2 separate regions of the Homo sapiens genome follow, and region 1 is linked to region 2. The links are chromatin loops, found by intact Hi-C in ENCODE. Cell type or tissue: dorsolateral prefrontal cortex. All regions are shown on one strand. Each heading gives the region's core, and the rest is flanking DNA. Links, peaks and the distances in the headings are about the cores only. Region 1 overlaps SGSM2 (small G protein signaling modulator 2). Region 2 overlaps RAP1GAP2 (RAP1 GTPase activating protein 2).

Region 1 (2,880 bases), core at 381-2,880, 630 kb before region 2:
ACATTTGTCAACACTGGAGCCTCTGGGACTGGACACTGAGAGACCACGTGCCTTCTTTAAGCTCCACAGTCGGCCAGCCCCAAAAGGCGAGGACGGCAAAAAACTAAAGTTTCCAAGAGAGGTACTCCAGCCGCCAGTCTGGAGGGTGTGGGCTGGTCAGGAAGTCAGGGTGATTTGATAGCCAAACCTCAAGTACTCAGCGCCCTTGAGGGGACCTCACCCCAGAGTCATGGCCCCATCTCACGATGACCAGTGGCCCCTCTAGCCTGTGGATGAGAGAAGGTCCCTGTCCCATCCCTACCCCCTGCCTGCCCTACTGACCAGGCTGCAATGAGAAGCTGGAGCTTGACTATGCCACTGCAGCTGATGGCAACGGAGCTGCCCCTGTGGGTGTGGCTCTCACCCCGAGCACTGTCTGAGAGGCCGGAGGGGAGTGTCAGGAGGAGTCAGACCCTGCTGAGCTATAGACAGGCCCAGCTGTAACGGGTCTGCACCTCTCTTCCTGCCCTTCCCCAACCCGAGTGCTACTGGTCCCATCGTCGATGGCTCCAGGGAGAAGACACCAGTCACACAACATGTCTTCTACCCTAGAGGACACTGGCTTCCTGGACATTAGGGCCTGTTTTCCACTCACTCAAAGCTGAAGACCCCAGCCCATGGTCCTAGCAGGCTGAACCCAGCTTTATTATACAGAGAGAGAGACAGACAGATAGACAGACACAGAGTCTTGCTATCTCTCCCAGAATGGAGTGCAATGGTATGATCATGGCTCACTGCAGCCTTGAACTCCTAGGCTCAAGCGATCCTCCCAACTCAGCCTCCCAAGTAGCCAGGGATGCAGGCCCCCATCATGGCAGTTTTTCTATCTTTTTGGTAGAGGCAGAGGCTCACTGTTGCTCAGGCTAGTCTTGAACTCTGGCCTCAAGCAGTCCACCCACTTGGCCTCCCGAAGTGCTGGGATTACAGGCTTGAGCCACTGCATCTGGCCCTGAACCCAGCTTTTAGGAAAGAGTGCAAACTAGTGGCCAGAGCTACCCAAAGAAACCAGTTGGTGCAGAGAGAGCTCTGGGGCCAGGGAACTTGATGAGCCCTTCAGGGGAACACCCCCGACCCGCCAGCCGACTCTGTTGCCTGGAGGAGTCAGAATTCCTTTGCTGTGACCACCTAAAGGAAATTTCACCTAGCCTGGGAGTAACCCTTCACACACTTCCGTCCTGCCCTACTCCCCCTGACTACTGGACTGGGATCCTGGGACCAGAGGGGATCCCACAGCTTTTCAAAACGATGGGACAGCTGGGGCGGGAAGAGCAAGCAGCACAGTGGGCTCTCCAAACACCATCTCAAGGAACCTTTGCAATCTGGAAAGTCAGGTCTTCCTCTTACAGAGCAGGAGCTGGTAAATGGAAGCACCTGGATTCATACTTTATCCTGACCACAGGCCCCTTTCTTATAAGCTCCAGCTGAGCCATGGGTGAGTGAGAACTGTGGGTGAGGGGGAGCTTTGAGTACAGCTTCTGCCTAAAGATTTAGTGACAGCCCTCAGATGACAGCCAAGTTATCACTGCCTGGGGAGGGTCTTCATCTGTGTTCCCAGTGGGCACAGGGCCTGGCACTGAGCATGCACCCAGGAAGGGTTAACCCTCACCCTATCCCTTCCCTAAAGCGTCGCTTAGTGAGCTAATGGAAGTGACCCAGCTCTTCCAGGAGCTACCAGCAGAGGGAGCCCGCGTCTCACAAGTAAAAAGGGCAGGCTCAGTAGGGAGGGCTGGATTCCGAACTTTCATTTTAATTAAAAAAATTTTTTTTGAGACAGAGTCTCGCTCTGTCTCCCAGGCTGGAGTGCAGTGGCGCAATCTCGGCTCACTGCAGCCTCCACCCCCCGGGTTCAAGTGATTCTCCTGCCTCAGCCTCCTGAGTAGCTGGGATCATAGGCATGCACCACCATGCCCGGCTCATTTTTGTATTTTTAGTAGAGAAGGGTTTTTGCCATGTTGGCCAGGCTGGTCTCGAACTCCAGACCTCAGGTGATCTGCCCACCTAAGCCTCCCGAAGTGCTGGGATTACAGGCGTGTGCCACCGTGCCCGGCCTGAACTTTTTGAAGTCAACTCTTCTCTTTCAGAAAACAGGACCCAAGACAGCACTCCCTTCCTCAAGGATAACCCCTACCCACCCCACCTCAGGAAGAGACGCAGAGTCAGTCTCCCCTGTGGGGACTGGGAGTCAGTCAGGTACTGTCAGGGTGGAAATGAGAAGCTGGGCCCCCTTGCCCAGCCTGGTCTCCAGCAAGGCCTAGCTAGTGGCTCCCTGACCTCACTTCCCACACCACCTCCTCCCATGACAGCCTGCCCAGGGAGAGAAGACACAGCCACAGGGACAAGGGGCTTCCAGCCCAGCTGAGAACACGGCTCTTTGCCCCTGACCTCCAGCCTCTTCTTCCCCTTGTTCCTTTCCCTTAGAGGACAGCTTTATGGACTCCCCGGCTGACCTGTTGTAACTGCACCCCCAGAGCAGCCCCTCAGGAAGCTCTCACCCTCTGTGCCCAATCCCTGGGGCAACTCCCCTGTACCTTTTTTATTGGATCCGAGTCTAGGACTGGCCCCAGGTGCCACAAGGGTGGCAGATGCTGGGTAAGAACTCTGTACCCAGTTCAGAGGTCTGACTGCAGCTCCAACGAAGTCTCCAGCTAGCCGTGTGGCCTCAACAAGTCACTGGGCCACCTCAATCCTGTTTCCTTATCTGCCAAAATGGGGCTAAGTCTGGCTTATTTACTTCACTTGGCTGTTGAAAGATGAAACAAGATAATGCTTGTAAAATGGTCTGAGGAAATACGAAGCTTTGCAAAAGTTTCAGACCGACCAGAACTGCCATTTTCAGAGCGG
Region 2 (2,905 bases), core at 88-2,587:
CCGCCCATCTTGGCCTCCCAAAGTGCTGGGATTACAGGCGTGAGGCACTGCGCCCGGCCTCCTTCCTGTCAAAGTTCTCATTTCCCAGGCTGATGGGAGCATAACTGAGAATCCCCAGGGCTGAAAGCCATCTCAGCCATCCATCCTTGCCCCTGGTGAGGCTGCTGCTCCCCCACGTCAGCACTGACCCTTGATCTTTCTCCTGAGCAGCAGGCCTGCCATTGCCCTGTGTTGTGCCGCCTGGCACCTCACCCCGCTTGGAGCAGTTCCTTACAGCTCACTTCTGTCCTCCCAGCTGTAATGGAAGCGTTTCTCCCATGAGACACAGAACAGTTGGCTTTTGGACATCTAGACCTACTTTTCAAGCTGAACTGCTTGGAGATAGTCTCAGGAATCTGCTGGTTCTACAAACACTTCTAAAGTTTGCATTTTCACTTAGATCTAAAAAAAAAAACCTTCCAATTATAAAGACTGAACGTTTGGCTGGGCGCGGTGGCTCACGTCTGTAATCCCAGCACTTTGGGAGGCCGAGGCAGGTGGATCACCTGAGGTCAGGAGTTCGAGACCAGCCTGGCCAACGTGGTGAAACCCTGTCTCTACTAAAAATACAAAAATCAGATGGGCGTGGTGGTGCACACCTGTAATCCCAGCTACTTGGGAGGCTGGGGCAGGAGAATTGCTCAAACCTGGGAGGTGGAGGTTGCAGTGAGCTGAGATTGCGCCACTGCACAGCAGATCCAGACTGTGTCTCAAAAAAAAAAAAAAAAAAAAAAAAAACAAACCTAAAGTTTGCAGTGATCACTCCAAATTAAGAGATGTTCCTATAGGGTAAATAGGTAAGGCCTGAAGTCAGCACTGCATACGCAGCCCATGGGGCCACTGGGGTTGGGGGTCTGTGAGCAGATTCTCGGGAGTCTTGCGAGAACAGCTTTCACGATGAAAGAGCTGTACGTTATGTTTGAACGATGCTGATCTCTAGACCATTTTCCAGTGCCATTCTCAGTTACTGCCAGCTGTTGATGAGGTTGTTATTGGTCCGTAATGCAATGAAAAGTGATGATACTTGCTGTACCGACGTCAGATGGACGTAGAGCACGTGCAGGCCACATTTTGAGAAATGCTGAGCTCACCCAGCCCTCCACTGACCTCATCGCACAGAGGTGGAGCAGAGGACCGGGGAGGAGAAGGCTGCCGGGCTGGCTGTGATGGACCCGGGACCGTGGCAAGCTGGGAGTTGCCAGGTTCATTTCTCCCAGCCTTTGAGGGACTGTGATAGTTCATGCCTTGGTCTGACCTGACCCCTAGTGGCAGGAGGGGCCACAGCTATCCCTGGCAGTCTTTGTGGCCCCGCAGTACCTGCAGGGAGGTACCTGTAAGCCGGTCCCCCTAGCAGTGCCAGTGATGGCAGGTGGAGCACAGCAGGGCCCCGCCAAGAATCCTTGGTCTTTGGCGTCTTTGCCCCCTCCTTTTCCTCCTGATGGGGAGTTGTGATGTCAGGATGGCCCCGCTGTTTTGGGGGTCCACGAGAGAGCTCAGGCCTTGTGCTTGGCCCTGCTCCACTCCTGGGTCGGAGTCATGGTCTCTTGGAGCAGAGTTGGCATCTGTCTTGCATTTGCCCCGCTAGAGGGACAGAAGACCCGGTGCTGACTCCTCACACTTACCCAGCCTGCCGCCTCCTCACACTTACCTTGCTGACTCCGGCGGCTGCACCAGGACTAATTGAGGAGCCAGTGTCCTCCCTGACACCAGCCTCTGAGTTTTTCTTTTCTTTTCTTTTCTTTTTTTTTTTTTTTTTTTTTGGTGGGAGCCTTGAAAATTCGTGGTTTCTAATCATCCTTCAGTCATCCACCAGTTGAATTGTATTTTCAACCTGGACCAGTTTTTAATATACAGGGACCCTTTTATCTGGAGCCCAGGGTTCTGGGTTTGGATCCTGGCTCTATCTCTTACCTGCTATGTGGGCTTGGGCAATAATTTACCCTTCAGAACTTTTTCTGTCCAATGCCTGTCCTCTCTGCATCTCAGAATTGTAGAGATTCAATAGATCTTGTATGTGAAGCTCATGAGACCAGATACTGTTACACAGGAGTTACTATTTCCCACATGGAATCCTTTCTGGGAAAGAGACAGGGAGGAATACAATCACGTGTCACTCAACGACGGGAAATACGTCCTGAGAAATGACGGGAATACGTCCTACGACACACGTCGGCTATAGAGCCCGTGGCTGCCAGCACAGACCTGGATGGTCTAGCCTAGGACACACGTCGGCTATAGAGCGTGTGGCTGCCAGCACAGACCTGGATGGTCTAGCCTAGGACACACGTTGGCTATAGGGCGCGTGGCTGCCAGCACAGACCTGGATGGTCGAGCCTAGGACACACGTCGGCTATAGAGCCTGTGGCTGCCAGGTTACAAAGCTGTGCAGCAGGTTCCTTTACTGAATATTGTAGGTAATTGTAACACAAAGACAGGCATTTGTATACTAAACATCTAAATATGGAAAAGGTACAGTAAAAATATAGTATTAGAATCTTAATAGGACCAGTGTCATCTATGCAGTCTGTTGACTGCAGTGTCATTGTGTGGTGCTGGACTGGATTGCAGAATATAAATGATTAGTTTGGAATGTCATGATTGATGATGGTGTTGTCAACGCACAAGGGCACCAAGAGAATGTAAAGATGCTGATTTTTTTTTTTTTTTTTTTTTTTTGAGACAGTCTCGTTCTGTCACCCAGGCTGGAGTGCAGTGGTGCGATCTCGGCTCACTGCAACCCCAGCCTCCTGGATTCAAGCAATTCTTCTGCCTCAGCCTGCCGAGTAGCTGGGATTATAGGCACACACCACCATGCCTGGCTAATTTTTGTATTTTTTACAAAAATTAGAGATGGGGTTTCACCATG

Evidence for each region. Hi-C counts contacts between places; a loop is a spot of excess contacts. Peaks named below come from ENCODE experiments on the same cell type or tissue, not always from the same donor. Only the 100,000 strongest peaks of a DNase experiment are listed, where the experiment ranks them.
Region 1: it touches region 2 in a loop (2.9-fold over the local background); 3 of 110 quality-filtered maps call a loop at or near these places.

Annotation. Positions count from the first base shown.
Region 1 is chr17:2,381,042-2,383,921 of GRCh38, forward strand. It overlaps SGSM2 (small G protein signaling modulator 2), which reads left to right. Exons shown (of 24, transcript NM_014853.3): 24 at 1-13. Among named protein-coding and RNA genes, the nearest start is that of MNT, 19 kb to the right of the region's middle. RefSeq lists an enhancer at 1,780-1,989. In dorsolateral prefrontal cortex, for the core only: CTCF peaks have their summits at 1,701 (motif pointing right) and 1,902; a DNase peak (open chromatin) is centred at 1,720; H3K4me3 peaks cover 401 bases; H3K27ac peaks cover 1,131 bases.
Region 2 is chr17:3,011,855-3,014,759 of GRCh38, forward strand. All of the region lies in intron 17 of RAP1GAP2 (RAP1 GTPase activating protein 2), which reads left to right. Among named protein-coding and RNA genes, the nearest start is that of RAP1GAP2-AS1, 47 kb to the left of the region's middle. In dorsolateral prefrontal cortex, for the core only: CTCF peaks have their summits at 1,307 (motif pointing left) and 1,508; DNase peaks (open chromatin) are centred at 1,297 and 1,593; H3K27ac peaks cover 586 bases.